Regions from separate parts of the Homo sapiens genome. Here region 1 is linked to region 2. A link is an interaction called in ENCODE POLR2A ChIA-PET data of the cell type or tissue named here. Cell type or tissue: Panc1. All regions are shown on one strand. Links, peaks and the distances in the headings refer to the core of each region. The heading gives the core; the rest is flanking DNA. Region 1 holds the start of CUL9 (cullin 9). Region 2 overlaps PEX6 (peroxisomal biogenesis factor 6).

Region 1 (8,324 bases), core at 202-8,201, 210 kb after region 2:
GTACAGGCAGCGGCCCTGTCTCCTCTGGGGGCCTTATGCAGCTGCCTACCAGCTTCACCCTCATGCCTGGTGAGTCACGAGGGGCAGGGAGAGATTCGTCCTTCCTGGGGCAAATCAAGCATGCTAAGAGTGTGTTTAGGGCTGGCACCAAGAGAACCTCTTTCCCTGCTCAGAAGGAAGGTGAATAGGGGCCAGAGCCTGAGCGAAGCCTCTTATATCCCGTTGGCAGGCATACCTCTGCCCACTGAGACCCCTGCTGTCCTTGTCAGTAAGTTTCAACCATATATTCTGGCCCTGTCTAGCTACCCCAGCCCCGTGCCCTCATTGCCACAGGGCAGTAGATGTTTCACCACTTCCTGCCTTGACTGGAAGGCAGATCATGTCTTTGATGGGTTATTGCCAGCTCTTGGGTCAACTGAAGAAAAGAGAGACAAGGCCCAGGGCAGGAGGAGGAGGGATGGGCAAGAGTAGAGCGTGGAAGCCCCCAGAGTGGATACTTGGGCCTGAAGGGCCTCTTTGGCTTCCAGGAAAGATAGTGATGGGAGTTGGAGACCAGTGTGCCAGACCCTGGGACTGGGGTGTCCATGGGTACTTGGTGGAGGTGGCAATTGGGTGGGACAGAGCACAAATAAGACTCTGTGTCTTGCAGGTGGGGCAGTGGCCCAGCAGGTCCCAGTGCAGGCCATTCAAGTGCACCAGGCCCCACAGCAAGCGTCTCCCTCCCGTGACAGCAGCACAGACCTCACGCAGACCTCCTCCAGCGGGACAGGTATAGCTCGCAGCCCTGTCACCCTCCCTCCCTGCCTTCCCCCACGAGGCCTAGCAGTAGGTGCCCAACAGTAACCCTCCTGTAACTAAAGTCAGGGGATTTCTTAAAGTGGAGATTGAGGCTTTGGGCCTAATAATTATGGGGAAGTCAGGTGAGGATGACTGGGTTTTGAATCCCGCCCTGCAGTGGGCTGCGGATTCCAGAAGAAAATTGGGGACCATTGACCTACCTCCTCATTCAGATGAGGAGCCTGAGGCCTAGAAATAAGAAGTTACTTGCTCAAAGACACATTTGCTTAATTATCAGGAAGGACTTAGAGAGCAATTTTCTCTTTGTGCGAGGGTCTTACAGGTTTTGAGTAGCCACAGTTACCCTCAGGTATCTCTAGACATTTCAGAAATGATGAGATACTCTCAAAGTAAGGTTAATTTTAAGTTCTTATTATTTATAACCTTTTTACTCAAAGTGTGGCCTATGGACTGGGAACACCAGCATTACCTGGGAGCTTGTTGGAAATACAGAATCTTGAGTCTCACCCCAAACCTAGTGAATCGGAGTCTGTTTTTTTTTTTTTTTTTGAGACGGAGTCTCGCTCTCTGTCGCCCAGGCTGGAGTGCAGTGGCACCATCTCGGCTCACTGCAAGCTCTGCCTCCCGGGTTCACGCTATTCTCCTGCCTCAGCCTCCCGAGTAGCTGGGACTACAGGTGCCCGCCACCACACCTGGCTAATTTTTTTGTATTTTTAGTAGAGACGGGGTTTCACCTTGTTAGCCAGGATGGTCTCGATCTCCTGACCTCGTGATCCGCCCACCTCGGCCTCTCAAAGTGCTGGGATTACAGGCCTGAGCCACCGCACCCGGCCCAGAGTCTGTGTTTTAACAAGATTCCCATATAATGCACGTTAACATTTGAGAAGTGCTTGTTTGAAAGATGAATTTGTTAGCTGTGCATTAAGAAGGAGAGAGAGGCCGGGTGCGGTGGCTCACGTCTGTAATCCCAGCGCTTTGGGAGGCCGAGGGGGGCAGATCACGAGGTCAGGAGATTGAGATCATCCTGGCTAACACGGTGAAACTCCATCTCTACTAAAAATTCAAAAAATTAGCCGGGCTTGATGGCAGGCATCTGTAGTCCCAGCTACTCGGGAGGCTGAGGCAGGAGAATGGCATGAGCCCAGGAGGCGGAGCTTGCAGTGAGCCAAGATCGCGCCACTGCACCCCAGCCTGGGTGACAGAGTGAGACTCCATCTCAAAAAAAAAAAAAAAAAGGAGGGAGAATGAGAACAAATAAAAAATAAGATGTTAGAGCTCCTAAAAGGGGAGTATCTGAGTTTTCTGAGAGTAGGTCAGTCATAATCTTTGTTTTTCCCAAGATTTAGGACTTAGAGAATTCAGTAGATAGACAATTGAATAAATAGTACAATGTGATAGGATACAATTAAAGATTGATGCTGTTGTGTTCAAGAAAAAATAGGCTTTTCTTAGTTGATGATGGAGCTGAGGAATAGTCGTGTCTAGCTTCTGACCTGGGAAATGGCAAGAGGGCTCTGGGGGCCTGGAATTCCTAGGGACGGAATGGGAGTTATCAGTGGGGACCAGTGCCGAGCTGACACATGTCTGTGTTTGCCAGTGACGCTGCCCGCCACCATCATGACGTCATCCGTGCCCACAACTGTGGGTGGCCACATGATGTACCCTAGCCCGCATGCGGTGATGTATGCCCCCACCTCGGGCCTGGGTGATGGCAGCCTCACCGTGCTGAATGCCTTCTCCCAGGCACCATCCACCATGCAGGTGTCACACAGCCAGGTCCAGGAGCCAGGTGAGTAGAGGAGCAGGGCTAAGGAAAGGAGGACCGTTTCCTTCTTTATACACACACACACACACACATACACACACATATGCACTGATGCCTACAAATATTTCTACCCAAATACAACACAGACTTGGATGCTCACACACACATTTGGACACCCCACTTGGACACTCACACCCGCATGCACCCTCAGACACACTGGCACCCTTTCCCTTGGGCTCTTACATCTGAGACTGCCCCAGTCACTTGTGCATTTGACACCACTCCTCCAATATCTGGAAGTTTCAACAAACAATTTGAGTATCTCCTGTGGTTTTCCAATGTAGGTGGCGTCCCCCAGGTGTTCCTGACAGCATCATCTGGGACAGTGCAGATCCCTGTTTCAGCAGTTCAGCTCCACCAGGTAGGTAGGGATATCTTTCACCCCATCCCAGATAGCCACTTCTTTGTCTTGACCTTAGGGGATCCTGTTACCAGTTCATCAAAGCCAAAATCCCTAGCCTGGAAGCCCATCTGCTTTTCTGCTCAGGCCTGTGGTTGGCAGGCAGGGAAGCCAGGGGAGCCTGAACTGGCTGGCCAGTCCCTGCCCCTCCTCATACATCCCCTTCCCTCCAGATGGCTGTGATAGGGCAGCAGGCCGGGAGCAGCAGCAACCTCACCGAGCTACAGGTGGTGAACCTGGACACCGCCCACAGCACCAAGAGTGAATGATCCGCCCGCCGCCCTGGACAGATGGCCCAAGGGATGGCACCACTTATTTATTGTTGCCTTTTCACGTTTTCTTTACACACACGTTGACGGGCCGCAGGAGGGAGGCGGGGAGGAGGAACGGGCAGCCACAGGACTGAGCCCTCTCACTCCAGCCAAAGAAATGGGCCTGCCTGCCTCCACCCGTCCTCCCTCAGCCTCCCCTTCTTCCCGCCCCACCTCCCATTTCTGTTGCTGGAGGGGCTGTCCTCCTTCCTGGGACCCCCTCGCCAGCTTGGCTCGATGTTTGCCATGAGTATTAGCTTACCCAATGGGACCGTGCCCCACCTCCCCACACACAGGCCTTCTGTGGGGCTGGGCACCGTGTCCTCCTCTGAGGAAGCAGTTGGGGCCCTCTTGCCAGCCTCCTTGCTGACCCCAGGTCAGCCCTGTGTCTGTCACAGGCTGGGTCAAAAGAGCCCTGGCTCTGCCCCTCAGGGGGCCAGCTGGGGAGATGGGGGCTTCTTCCTCACACTGCTGTCCTCTCCCCCTTCAGCTCCTGAGTAGCTGGGCCTGTGCACTGGGCAGGTTCCTGGGGCCGCCTGCCCTGCCTTGCCGCTCCCCTTGGACCTCCAGGGGCTCCTGGGTTGGAGGGAACCACCAGCGTTCCCTTCTCCCCCTTGTCTTCCCCCCTCTCCTCCCAGCTGCTTTACTTAAAGTTGATTTTGAACTTTTTATTTGAGGAGACGAAGTGAAAACAAATCTATAAATATATATTTTTAAAATATTTAACTTTTTTTTATGGCGTTTTTCTCGTCCCCCTCCCTGCCCAAACTCCCCTTCCCTGGGGAGCCCTCAGGCTCCCCAGAACTGGCTGGGCCCCTGGGGACAGAGCCACCCCATGAGCTCGGGGTCCACCAGTGTGTGGGGGAGATTCTGGGTTTGCCCAGTCCTGGGTTGTTTCCAGGAGAAAGCCGGGGGAGGGGCCCTCAGGCCATTCCCCAACGGGGTGGGGAGGGTGACCCACAGCTCTGGGCCTCTTTTTGCCCTTTAGGGCTGTTGCTAGGGAGAGGGAAGAGGGAGACCAAATGTCGGGGTTGGGGTGGGAGGGCGTCAGGCAGAGGCAACTGACTTCATTTGTGCCACACGCATGGGCATTGCAGCCTTGCGCTGTCCCAGGCATGCAGCTGCCTGGGGCCCAAGTTGCAGTGAGCAGGGTGGGGTCTGGGAGGGGGTGAGAGGCAGGAATGGGGGTCAGAAGAAGTGGGAGCAGCTTCTTGGGCTGAGTGCAGCCAAAGGGGAGCCAGAAATGGGCAGTTCTCCCAGGGAGTGAGCAGCTACTGTAACTTTTTTAAATTAAGACAAAAAGCCTTGAAGAAAATGACTTTATTTTTCTAAGTGTAACCTCAGTATTTATGTAATTTGTACAGGGGCCATGCCCCACCCCCCTCCTCCCCCTTTGGGGTAGACCTTGAGGGTGGGCCAGCATAGGGGGGAGGGTCTTTTACCCTGTGTCAGAGCCTACCTTCACCACCTATATCCAGAAGGGGAGCTTTTTCAGAAACAGGGCAGCAGTGGGGTGAAATTTTCTTAACCCCTAAGACTGCCTTCAGTAGGAACAAGCTGGCTTCTGTGATTAGGTGAAGGGATGGGGGAAGATTTTATGCACAGCCTAGTTATCAAGGGGATGATTTGCCGACATGTTTGAGAACCCCCTAACCTCTAACCCTCATTGCTGTCTTGCCCCAGTTTGGGGTGCCAAGATGGAAGTCACCTTTCTGGGCTTTCTCCTGGAGATAGCTGGGGCTTATGGGTGGCTTTCAAGGCTGGGGCATGGCAAATCAGGGGCCAGAGAGCAGGGGAGCTTGGGACTCAGGTCTGTAACTGCCCAGCCCCTTTTCTCTGCTCTTGTTTCACTCCACCATCACTCACTCACTCCCCACTCCCCCACCCATGGGGAGGAGACCTTTGATGAATTCTTCCTCTCCTTCCCACAAAAGACAGACCCAGTGAGTGAATCAGGCAAAGTGCTTATAATGTGTGTTGTGTGAGCGTGGCCTTGGGAGGACATGCGTGTGTCAGGGATGAGTTGAGGTGATATTTTTATGTGCAGCGACCCTTGGTGTTTCCCTTCCTCGGTGGCTCTGGGGTATGTGTGTGTGGGTGTGTGCGCCTGAGTGAGTGTGTGTGCTTGAATGTGAGTGTGTATGTCAGTGGTTTCTACTTCCCCTGGGATGCTGACCCAGGAATAGTGGACATGGTCACAGTCCTATGTACAGAGCTTTCTTTTGTATTAAAAAAAAATACTCTTTCAATAAATGTATCATTTTTGTGCACAGACTGTGGGGTCTTTGGTTCTGTTTTTCTACTTAGGGAGGGATGGGGGTATGAACGCGAGGCAAACTCCTAAAATTGCTGCTCTGAGTAGCGATCCGGGCTGCTTGATGAGAACGGTAATGCTAAGGTGTGCTTTGGGCTGTTTAATTCTATACGATTTAATTTAAGGAAAGTTTTGCGGGGCCGAGGACCTTCTCCCTGTGCGTGGCTTCGCTAGGTGTTAAGGCCAACGCAGAGGAGCAAATTTTAATTAACAGGAAAAGTGACACAACTAATCCAAAGCATTGCTGAAGGGTTTGGGAAACTCATGGGCACCTGACCTACTGAAAAGTCAAAAAGGGCAGCCTTAAGGTGGGAATGTGGGTTACCATGTTTCGTCAGCATGATCGCTGTGATGGGAGAGGGAGGATTAGGAGGGCCGACCCAGTGAAGAGGAGGGGGCTTCACAGTTGACTGGATGGAAACGGCTTCTTCCTGCTGCTGAGAGAGGAGCAACGTGACCTCGATCCCAGGCTCCTCCGGTAGCGCGCCCCCACGCCCCTCTTCCAGTGCAGCCGCCCGCGGTAGCACGCATGCTCCACTCGCGCGCTGTTCCGCCACGCTCGGCGTGGGCCGCGGTGGGACCCGTAGGTGCCCGGCCGTGCGTGCACTCGCCGTGTGACCCGGAAGGGAGCTCTGAGGAGGCGGGGCCAGGACGGCGGGACCGGCCGCTGGGTCCCAGCGAGGGCTGAGCCGGGCGGTGGGAGGTGAGAGGAGAGTTCTGCGCCGACCCAATCCCTCCCCTTCTCCTGTCCCCTCCCCGGTCCTTTAGCCACTGTCCATGGGGCTGACGAAGGGAACCAGGTCTTGCTCTCTGAGATTCACTGGATCTTTTCAGCTTTTTTGGACCGCGCCCCCAACCATCCTTCCCCCTCCCCCCAAACCCGTTCCCTCTGCGGTGCTGGCCTCCTCCACCTCCCCACGGCTCTGCAAGCTTGGGCTTGACCTTGCTATCTGCTGGTCTCATCCATGCGTCCAGAGCTCACCCCCACACCTCAGTTTATTGTTGCTCTTCTAGGCCGACGTTACACCTCCTACCTCCTCCTATCCGATTCTTTTACTTCCCCCTGCTGCTAATCAGTTGCCCGCTGGCACATCGCTGGCTACCATCCAGGCTTGCCCCCCATCCTAAGTGGACCCCTACCTCCATTGAGGTCCACATCCATCTTTCTCCCTCCTCTTCACCTCTACTCTCATCTTCTGTCCCTGTACCCCAACATGACCCCTGCCCTGACCACTATATCTTCATCTGGGTTTACCTTCTTCCATTCTTATTCTCACTATTCCCTGTTGCCCCTGCACTGCTTCATATCACGCATATCTTTCCTGATTATTCCACTCCCATTTATAATCGGTCTTAATAACTTTGCATTTATTTGATGACTCCCCTACCTTCTCCATCTAAGAATAATAACAGATTATGTTTACTGAACACTCTTTATGTGCTAGATGCTGTTCCAAGTGCTTTACATACATGATCCTACTAAATTCATGAAGTAACTATGAATATTACTACCATCTTGCAGAAGAGGAAACAAGCTCAGAGGTTAAGTAACTTGTTCCAAACTATGCAGACAGTGAGACAGAAAGCCAGAATTCAGAGTCACATTTATCTGATACTGAAGTCTCTGAATATTGCTTCTCTCCTGACCTCATTTCCTACCTTTAACCCCATGATTACCACCTCTATCTTATCTACTTAACTTACTTAAATCCTTACCATACATGCAGTATAAGGGCAGGGTGGGACCTGGTCATCTTTCCCATAATTTTATCTGGTCCCTAGGGCCCTCCCCCTTTCACAAGACTCGAATATACTTTTCCTATCCAGTCATTTGCCCCAACATCCCAGCCTTTTGTCATCTCCATTCTCTATATCTGCCATGGCCCACCCTTTACATCCACCTTGCAGCTTTACTCTGTCATTTATGCTCCCTGTCCTGCCCCTCCGCTATCCTACTTTTCCTCACATGTTCTGATCCCACTGCCTCACATGCTGCTGTCCTTCCTGTCCACCCATGTCATTCTTCTAAGTCCTAATCTGTAACCCTCAGCCACCCTGCTATCCTGCCTAAACTGTCTTGCTTAACTGTCACTCTGTTTATTGTTACTTTGCCTATTACTGTTTTAATTCTCTTTTTGTAAACTCCCCTTCCTTCCTTTCTTCCTTCCTTCCTTCCTTCCTTCCTTCCTTCCTCTCTCTCTCTTTCTTTCTTTTTTTCTTTTTTTTGACAGAATCTCACTCTGTTGCCCAGGCTGGAGTACAGTGGCGCGGTCTTGGCTCACTGCAACCTCCGCCTCCTGGGTTCAAGTGATTCTCCTGCCTCAGCCTCCTGAGTAGCTGGGACTACGGGCATGTGCCACCACACCTGGCTAATTTTTGTATTTTTAGTAGAGACGGGGTTTCACTATGTTGACCAGGCTGGACTTGAATTCCTGACCTCGTGATCTGCCCACCTTGGCCTCCTAAAGTGCTGGGATTACAGGCGTGAGCCACTGGGCGCAGCCAACTCTTCCATTTCTTAAACCCCTTCTTCATCCCCTCTCTGTCTTCACTCCATTCTCCTTCTGTTATAAATCCCAAAGTATGTTCAGCTATTTATTCCATCCTATTTTTTGCCTTTTCTGTTTGGCCTCCTAAATTCTACCATGCAGCCTACCGATCACCACCCACCTTCTC
Region 2 (8,324 bases), core at 217-8,216:
TGAAGAGAGAGAGGGGCCCACAGGAGGGCAAAGCTCGGCTTGTGGGGGGTTGAAGTTAGGTGAGAGCAGGGAGGGAAACTGGGGCCTGACAATACAGCACTGGCATCCCAGGTACTAGACCCAGCTGGGCAGGAACCTGACTTGTAGAAAGGAGGATTAGGAATGATCATGAGTAGCCTGGGAGTAGGGGGTGGCTTGGGGGCCATCGGGGTTTGGGAAGCATGGGACGCCCTGCCCCTCCCTGCTCACTCACCTTCCCGCACATTCTCCTCACTTTGGCCCACATACATGTTAATGAGCTCTGGCCCCTTCACGCTGAGTGAGAGGATGTGAGAAGGTGAGAGCCGTCAGATGCACATACACACAATTGACCTCTTGGGCAGCCCCTCCTGCTCCCCAGCCTGCTGCAGCCCCTGATCCACCCACCATCCCTTCCAGGCCCCCTGGCCACCTGAGGAAGGTAAGGCTGCACTCAGTGGCTACTGCCTTGGCCAGAAGGGTCTTGCCGGTGCCAGGGGGCCCATGGAGCAGAAGGCCTGAGCGTCTCAGGCCCAGGCTCAGTAGCTCAGGGTGCTCCAGGGGGAGCTGAATGGTCTCCAGGATCTCCTTCTTCACCTCCTGCAGCCCACCCACATCATGCCAGGACACTGAGGGGATCTAGGAGATGGAAAGTGCGTGGTTGGGATATGCTCTTGGAGGGGCTCCTGTCCCACCTCCAAGGACTTGGTCTCCACCTTGGGGGCTCCAACGGCCTGGGAGTGAGCTGTCTGCAGTTGCTCCAGTGCCTGCCCAAAGTCCTCAGCCAGGAGAGGAAAGCCGGCAGCACACAGCTCCCCCTCATCCTCCTCAGTCAAGCCACCTGCCAAACTGCAAAGAGGAACACAGGGAAGCCTCCTCACCATCAGCGTCCCATTCCCTTCTCCCTTCCTCACCACCCACCCATCTACATCCATTTCCTCTTTCCGCCTTTCCGGTGCCCACGTCCTCTTACCCTGAGTTCTTGATCCTGGTGCAGGCTGCCCGGCTGCTGTGGGTCAGAAGGGCATAGAGATCCCCTACCACAAAGCCCTAGGGAACCACAGGAAAGGACACATGAGCAGGGCACAGTAGGCAGGAACCTTCAGGGACCGTCCCCCAGCTAGAGCAGAGGCCCTCTGTTGATGCCTTAGGTTTGTTGTTTTTTTTTTTTTTTTTTTTTTGAGACGGAGTTTTGCTCTTGTTGCTCAGGCTGGAGTGCAATGGCGCGATCTCGGCTCACCGCAACTTCCACCCGGGTTCAAGCGATTATCTCACCTCAGCCTCCCAAGTAGCTGGGATTACAGGCATGTGCCACCACACCTGGCTAACTTTGTATTTTTAGTAGAGACGGGGTTTCTCCATGTTGGCCAGGCTGGTCTCAAACTCCCAACCTCAGGTGATCCGCCCACCTCGGCCTCCCAAAGTGCTAGGATTACAGGCGTGAGCCACGGCGCCCGCGCTGGGTTTTCTACTCTCACTCACAAGGCAACAGGACTGAGTTCTTGTAACAAAAGCCAGGGACCTCCTAGGGAGGGCCAGTACTCTCCCTTGATACTCACTGCACACCGCCGTGCTAGCTGTGCCAAGTTCACCTCCTGGCCCAGGGGAAGGTGGGCAGTGAGGGCCCGCAGGATGCTGAGCCGCTGCCCCTCTGACAGAGCAGGCACCTCGAGCTCATGAGGAAATGCTGTCTGCACATCAGCAGGCAGGTCCTGGGCCCGGCTTGTGGTGGCCACAACCATGAGGGGAGGGCAGCTGCAGACAGAGGAGTGGGCACTGAGGGTGAGAACATGGCTGGCAGCTCCTGTGGACTGCCTTGTCCCAAAGTCGGCACAGAAGGGCAGGGAAGTGAGGTGGGTGCTAGGATGGGGTAGGGAGATGAGCATCTACCCCAGTTCCTAGATGGGGGAACTGTGTTTCCCCCATCACATTGAGGGCAGAGGCTTTTTCTTTAACCGAGTGTTCCCCAAGAAATGCTAGACCACAGACTCCTCCCTCTGGATCCCTCTAAAGACACGGAGCTCAGGGCTGTCTAGAGGGCAGCCAAATGGATGGGAGATGACTGAGAAGCCACTGAGGGGTGAGAGAAGGGAGGACTGAAAGGCTGAAAAGTAGGAGGGCTGGCCCCCCCGCTCCCCCTTTTTTTTTTTTTTTTAAGACTGAGTCTTGCTCTTGTCGCCCAGGCTGGAGTGCAATGGTATGATTTTGGCTCACTGCAACCTCCGCCTCCTGGGCTCAAGTGATTCTCCTGCCTCAGCCTCCCAAGTAGCCTGGATTACAGGCACCCGCCACCACACCCAGCTAATTTTTGTATTTTTAGTAGAGACAGGGTTTCACCATGTTGGCCAGGCTGGTCTTGAACTCCTGATCAAGGCAGGTGATCCACCTGCCTCGGCCTCCCAATGTGCTGGGATTATAAGTGTGAGCCACCGCGCCCAGCCGGCCCCCCCAGCTTTGAGAGGCCCAGCTCTGTATAAGTACCTGTTGAGGGGGTCCTCATTGAGGAGGAGGTGACGCAGCACAGCCATCACACGGGCATCCTCACCCAGCCCATCACGGTCCCGGCCCAGAAGGTCCACAGCTGTGAGCAACAGGACTGCAGGCCGGCAACGGCGGGCCCGGGAGAAGATGGCCTGCAGTTTTGTCTCCACAGCCCCACTACTTTCTGCACAGAGGCTGGAGCAGGGCACCTGGGGAGGGGATCCCAATGGGTCTGTGAGCAAGGGGAAAGCATGACAAGGGCAGGAGAATCAGGGGAGGAGGAGGTGGAAGATGTGGGCCATCTTTTTCTCTGGAGGGCAGGGACAGGGAAGGTACCCTGGCCAAGTCCTACCTCTTTTTTACCCTATCCCATTCCCTGGACTGTCCACCAATATCTTGCAACTCCCTCCTCCTTGAAAGTACCTCTCCATAGCTCAGCATCATGGGAATATGCCTGACCCACTGGGCTGAAGTGCTAGGGCCTGTGAGTAGACAGAGGAGGGAGGGGAGAGGAAGCAGCAGAGAGGGAGAACATGAGCTGGGGAGGGGAAGTAGCTGGGGTTCTACTCTCCAGAGACCCTCACCTTCAGTAAGTGGAGCCCAAGGTGACTACAGGCAGCAGCAACTACTGTGGTCTTCCCACAGCCTGGGGGGCCCCGTAGAAGGACACTGCTAGTTCCTGTCAGCAGGGCACCCCTGCAACCAGAGAACAGACATTCGTCTCCTTCATTTTGCCCAAACATTAGAGTCCCCAGTAACACAAGATCCCTTAGATCTAGAAAGCAGATACCCTGTTTTTCTCTCCTTGAGCCTCCCTGACCCCAGGACAGGGCTGTCCCCATGTAGTGAGGCTGTGTCTCCCACACCACCTGCGGTGCTCTGGCCGGGGCATCCAGCATATCCAACAGCCAAAGACTAATTAATTCCCTTTGGCATTGCTGTGCTGCCAATAAAACCTCAACGTTATGACTGGTCTGAATGGTATTGAGAGACATTGTGGTGGCACTGAGGTGGGGATCTGCGTCCACACCTGGGCCACTGGTATGAGGAGTTGTGTCCTTCAGGGCCAGGGCAGTAAAGTGCAGGATGGCCAGTGAGCTCCCCAAGGGGAAGGGCAGTCTCAGAAACAGATGCCCCTGCTGGAGATTCTTCCTCCAGAGCCAGCCCTGGAGGACAGAGGTTATCCCAGGAAAGGAGCCTGGGAATTGGCTTACAGAAAGGAGTGGCCTGGTGGCCTTGTGTAGGACATACTGGTTTGAGGAAGGTCCTCCCAATCCCACTCTGGCCAGTTCATTAGGAACTACCCATCTGGCTGCTGCTCCTCCAGGGATGTTCTAAGCAGGCTTTTCTCACACCCTGGGGTGATGACCTCACTCACCCTGGCTGGAGGCGAGGCTTCAGGACAGCACAGAGTTCAGACACCAAGGCCTCCAGGCCTGGAGGAGACAAACTGCTCCAGAGAGTGGATTCCTCTGAAGGGAGCCATGGAACAGGGCTCAGGGTAGAACCCACCTGTGAAAGGTAATAAAAAGCTTTCGTTTCTAAAAATCGTTTCTACCCCCTGCGCTGGTCTACACCCATCCTTGGGGCCTCACCATGTACAAGGAGGTATGGGTGGTGTCGGCCAAGTAGGCACTGGCTGGTCCATCTGGAGCTTCCCCAACTGTTTTCTTCACTTTAAAAAACATTTCCCGCCACCTGCAGGAAAAAGGCCCAATGAACCCCAGATCCAGAGTCCAAAAACCCCCCTCCTCAAGGACAAGGTTTCTCAATCACAGAGGACAAACAAAAGCACCACAAGAGCGTGTCCCGAGTCATGGTGGGGAAAAGGAATGCAGATGGACTTTCTCATCTTCCTGACAGACCATACACACCTTGAGGGCAAGAGCTATGCCTGTCCCTCTGCATCCCCCATGACAGCCATGAGAGCTCTGAGGGGGTGTGTTTCTCCAGGCATGTGGCCTACCCACCCACACCAATGGGAGAAGCTGCTGCTGCACTAAGCAGTGGATCATCTGATTACTTCTACTGGCTTCGGTCTCCCCCTCAAATACACAGCCATCCAGGCCCCAAAAACCCTAGGGGGAAGGGTCCCTTGGCTCTTACTCAATAATCCACAAAATCTCATTGCAGGCGGAGTCCTTAATAATGCCATCTGATGAATAATGGTTCTGTATTCTGGCTGCACATTGGAATTATCTGTGTAACTTTAAAAACTAAACATTTCTCACATATTATATGATTCTATTCAGCAGATCAGCAGTTGCCATTGCCTATGAGGGAAGCTACAGGGAATGACTGCTAATGGGTGCAGAGTTTCTTTTTGAGATGTTGAAAATGTTCTGGAATGAAACAGTGATGTTGGCTGTACAACCTTATGAATAAAAAAATTGAATTGTATACTTTAAAAGTATGGTTTTATGGTGTGTGAATTTTATGTTTTTAAAATTAACCTTTCTCCTTCCTTTGTGAAGGAAAAAAAGCACAGGCTCCAGTCTCACCCTGATTCTGCCCCAATAGATCTGGGGTGGGGCTTAGGCACCTGTATTTTTTGAAAGCTTCCCCAGCAATTCTGATGCATAACCAGGGCTGCGCAGTAGTTGGCGAGTGTCATAGTGAGTTAGGGTTATTCAACCTACTAACGGGGAATAGGATGGGTAGCAGGAACAGCTACTAACCCAATTTTCCAGATAAAGAAATCATGAACTACTTCCCTCTTTAATCCTCAGGCAGCAAGGCAATGACAGAGTCAGGCTATAACCTAGTCCTCTTTAAGGTCCAATCAGGCTGCAAATTCCTCTGCTCACACTGCCCCACAGTCTCAAAGCTGCTCTCTCTAGCAGCAAAGGGGTGTGAGAGTGCAGCAAGGTGGAGGGGAAGCATACCAGGTTAGTATTATGAAACTCTTCTAAGTACTACAGTAAACCTGGAACATCAGGAAGCCTGAATCTGCCTATAATTAATTATAAATAGGTGACAGTGGGCCTCTAACCTAGGATCTCGATCAAGCTCAACAGCTGAGTCATGGTGTGTATGACTCACCATGGAAGCCCTGCATAGGAATGAGATGGGGGACAGCACTGTGGCATAGGGAGAGACCACCTTCTTCAGTGGAGGGTGGTTGGACCACCTCAGTGAATAGAAAGGCCAGAGCTCTGGAACCTATGTGGACACTGCTAAGGAACACTGAGCTGTGCTCCAGCCAGCCAGATAGGTGATAGTGGAGCTGGCTCCCATGCAGCCTGGTTTGGGGAAGTGGAGCACCAGGGACAGGATGAAGAGGCTACACCAACAGTGGAATTCCTTTCCAGGGCTCACAGGAACTTCTGCAGGGCTTCCCTTCTCAAGCCCAGTGCAGCTTAAAACGCTCATCTGTATCTGTCCTTGGACCCATTGGGCCACTTACTCCAACCCTGCTTTCCTTGCGGGGAAAAGAACTATGTGCTCGGCACTCAGGAGGAAAGCAGGGTTCTACAGAGTTGAGACAATAGAAGTTCAGGAACAGAACTGGCTTGCCAGCCTGTCTCATGAGGTTCTAGTGCCTATTTTCCTTTGAAAGTACAAAGAGTGGGCATTCTGTAGTTTTCCTACTGAAAGCTAGCTCAAAGACGTTTGCTAAATTTATGATAGGAGAGAGAGGTGGGAAGTGACTGCTAAGTGCCAGCCTGGCATTTTCCACCAGACTCGTGGACTTAATCTGGAAAACCTCGAAGAGGTGACATGGAGCCTAAATGGGGTTCCACAGAGCACCACCACCCTGAGACTGGGGGTACTGAGCACTGGCCAGAACCAAGCACTGGATATTGACCAGGGATGAACATCAGGCACTCCAAACAAGGACTGTCTCTCCTGGCAGAGGACCCAGGCTGGCTATGCCACAGACCTTGGACATGAAGGCTCTTATGTATGAGTTAGTGCATCTATCAGCTGTGCTCTCCTTCTAGTAAACTGCTGCAGGAAATGAGTCCAGAATACAGGGAATGCTGGGATACAGAGCTATACATTTTCCTCCCTACACATAAGGCTAAAGCAGTGTCTCAATTCTTTGCCTCACCATTTTACATGGAACCTCTGTGGTCAGAGTCAACAAGAGGAGAAAAGCTGGATTCCTTATTTTGGGTTCTTGGCTCGGTTATGCTCTATTTCTCATTCTCTGTTGATAGGACAGGGTAGCCCTCTCAAAAACAATAGAAATCCCTGGCTGGGTGCGGTGGCTCACGCCTGTAATCCCAGCACTTTGGGAGGCCGAGGCGGGCGGATCACAAGGTCAGGAGATCGAGACCATCCTGGTTAACACGGTGAAACCCAATCTCTACTAAAAATACAAAAAATTAGCCGGGCGTGGTGGTGGGCACCTGTAGTCCCAGCTACTTGGGAGGCTGAGGCAGGAGAATGGCATGAACCCGGGAGGCGGAGCTTGCAGTGAGCCAAGATTGCGCCACTGCACTCCAGCCTGGGCAACAAAGCAAGACTCTGTCTCAAAAAAAAAAAAAAAAAAAGAGAAATCCCTCTCCTGTTTTCAGAGATAGGATTGAGAAGTAGTTTGTGCACACTCCGTAGTTAAGGCAGAAATCAGAGCCTGTATATCCTTACGTTGAGATATGGATGGTATGGCCCAAGTCTTGGTCCAAATAACACGAAGGCTAAGAACGGAAAGGAAGGAATCCCGTCTTGGTCTAGGCCATTAAACTCTTCTTTAAAAAGAAAAGAATTTAAATTTTACCTATTTATTTATTTTTTGAGATGGAGTCTTGCTGTGTCACCCAGGCTGGAGAGCAGTGATGCGATCTGGGCTCACTGCAACCTCTGCCTCCCAGGTCCAAGTGATTCTCCCGCCTCAGCCTCCTGAGTAGCTGGGATTACAGATGCCCACCATCACACCCGGCTAATTTTTGTATTTTTAGTAGAGACAGGGTTTCACCATATTGGCCAGGCTGGTCTTGAATTCCTGACCTCAAGTGATCTGCCTGCCTCAGCCTCCCAAAGTGCTGGGATTACAGTCGTGAGCCACCACACCTGGCCTAAACTCTTCTTAGTGCTTTGCTTTACATAGGGCCACCAGTCAGTTTGAGGATAAACACCTCCCAAAGCCAGCAGGGAGTGGTTCTTTTAGTTTGCTTGTTTTTTGAGACAGTGTCTAGCTATATTGCCCAGCCTCCTGAGTAGCTGGGATTATAAGTATGCACTACCATGCCTGACTGGTTCTTAACCTTTCTTCAGTCATACACTTGTTTGGGAACTGAAGGACAGGTGAATTTTCTCTCCAAAAAAATGTACACAGGCTGGGGGTGAGTGGTGCACACCTGTAATCTCAGCACTTTGGGAGGCCAAGGCAGGCAGATCACTTGAGCTCAAGAGTTCGAGCCCAGCCTGGTCAACATGGCGAAACCCTATCTCTACTAAAAATACAAAAACCAATAGCTGGGCGTGGTGATGCGAACCTGTAGTCCCAGCTACTGGGGCAGAGGCAGTGCTGAGGTGGGAGGATCACTTGAGCCATGGAGGTAGAGGCTGCAGTGAGCTGTGTTTGCACCACTAAACTCCAGCCTGGGTAACAGAGCAAGAACCTGTTACACACACACACGCACACACAAAATACATGACAACGAAATCCTCTTGGGCACAAATTACACATGATTTGCAGGGAGGGGATTGTAGAACTCATGCACCCAGGTTACAAATCCCAGCTGTAGGACAGAAGGCAGCTGCATACCTGGGCAGTTTCTCTGGACTTCCTTCCAGGATCTCTACTTGCCCAATTGTTGGCACACATAGAACATCCCCTTCCTGGACTACCCTGCAACACAGCAGTGGCCCTGGTCAGG

What was found. ChIA-PET counts read pairs that join two places held together with the same protein. Peaks named below come from ENCODE experiments on the same cell type or tissue, not always from the same donor. Only the 100,000 strongest peaks of a DNase experiment are listed, where the experiment ranks them.
Region 1: POLR2A ChIA-PET joins it to region 2 with 10 read pairs; 17 of 35 experiments call an interaction of 5 or more read pairs at or near these places.

Annotation. Positions count from the first base shown.
Region 1 is chr6:43,175,899-43,184,222 of GRCh38, forward strand. SRF (serum response factor) reads left to right here. Exons shown (of 7, transcript NM_003131.4): 3 at 1-69; 4 at 650-769; 5 at 2,396-2,587; 6 at 2,908-2,984; 7 at 3,197-5,608. The coding sequence ends at 3,292. CUL9 (cullin 9) reads left to right here and starts at 6,298. Exons shown (of 41, transcript NM_015089.4): 1 at 6,298-6,351. RefSeq lists enhancers at 1,965-2,466, 2,467-2,966, 5,969-6,038 and silencers at 6,289-6,428, 6,449-6,498. In Panc1, for the core only: no CTCF peak of the experiment used is centred there; no DNase peak of the experiment used is centred there; H3K4me3 peaks cover 1,847 bases; H3K27ac peaks cover 2,558 bases.
Region 2 is chr6:42,965,791-42,974,114 of GRCh38, forward strand. It overlaps PEX6 (peroxisomal biogenesis factor 6), which reads right to left. Exons shown (of 17, transcript NM_000287.4): 3 at 8,213-8,296; 4 at 4,095-4,197; 5 at 3,878-4,011; 6 at 3,084-3,195; 7 at 2,500-2,708; 8 at 1,578-1,773; 9 at 992-1,068; 10 at 735-867; 11 at 452-657; 12 at 254-315. Among named protein-coding and RNA genes, the nearest start is that of GNMT, 9.2 kb to the left of the region's middle. RefSeq lists a silencer at 2,151-2,347 and enhancers at 4,732-5,602, 5,603-6,471. In Panc1, for the core only: no CTCF peak of the experiment used is centred there; no DNase peak of the experiment used is centred there.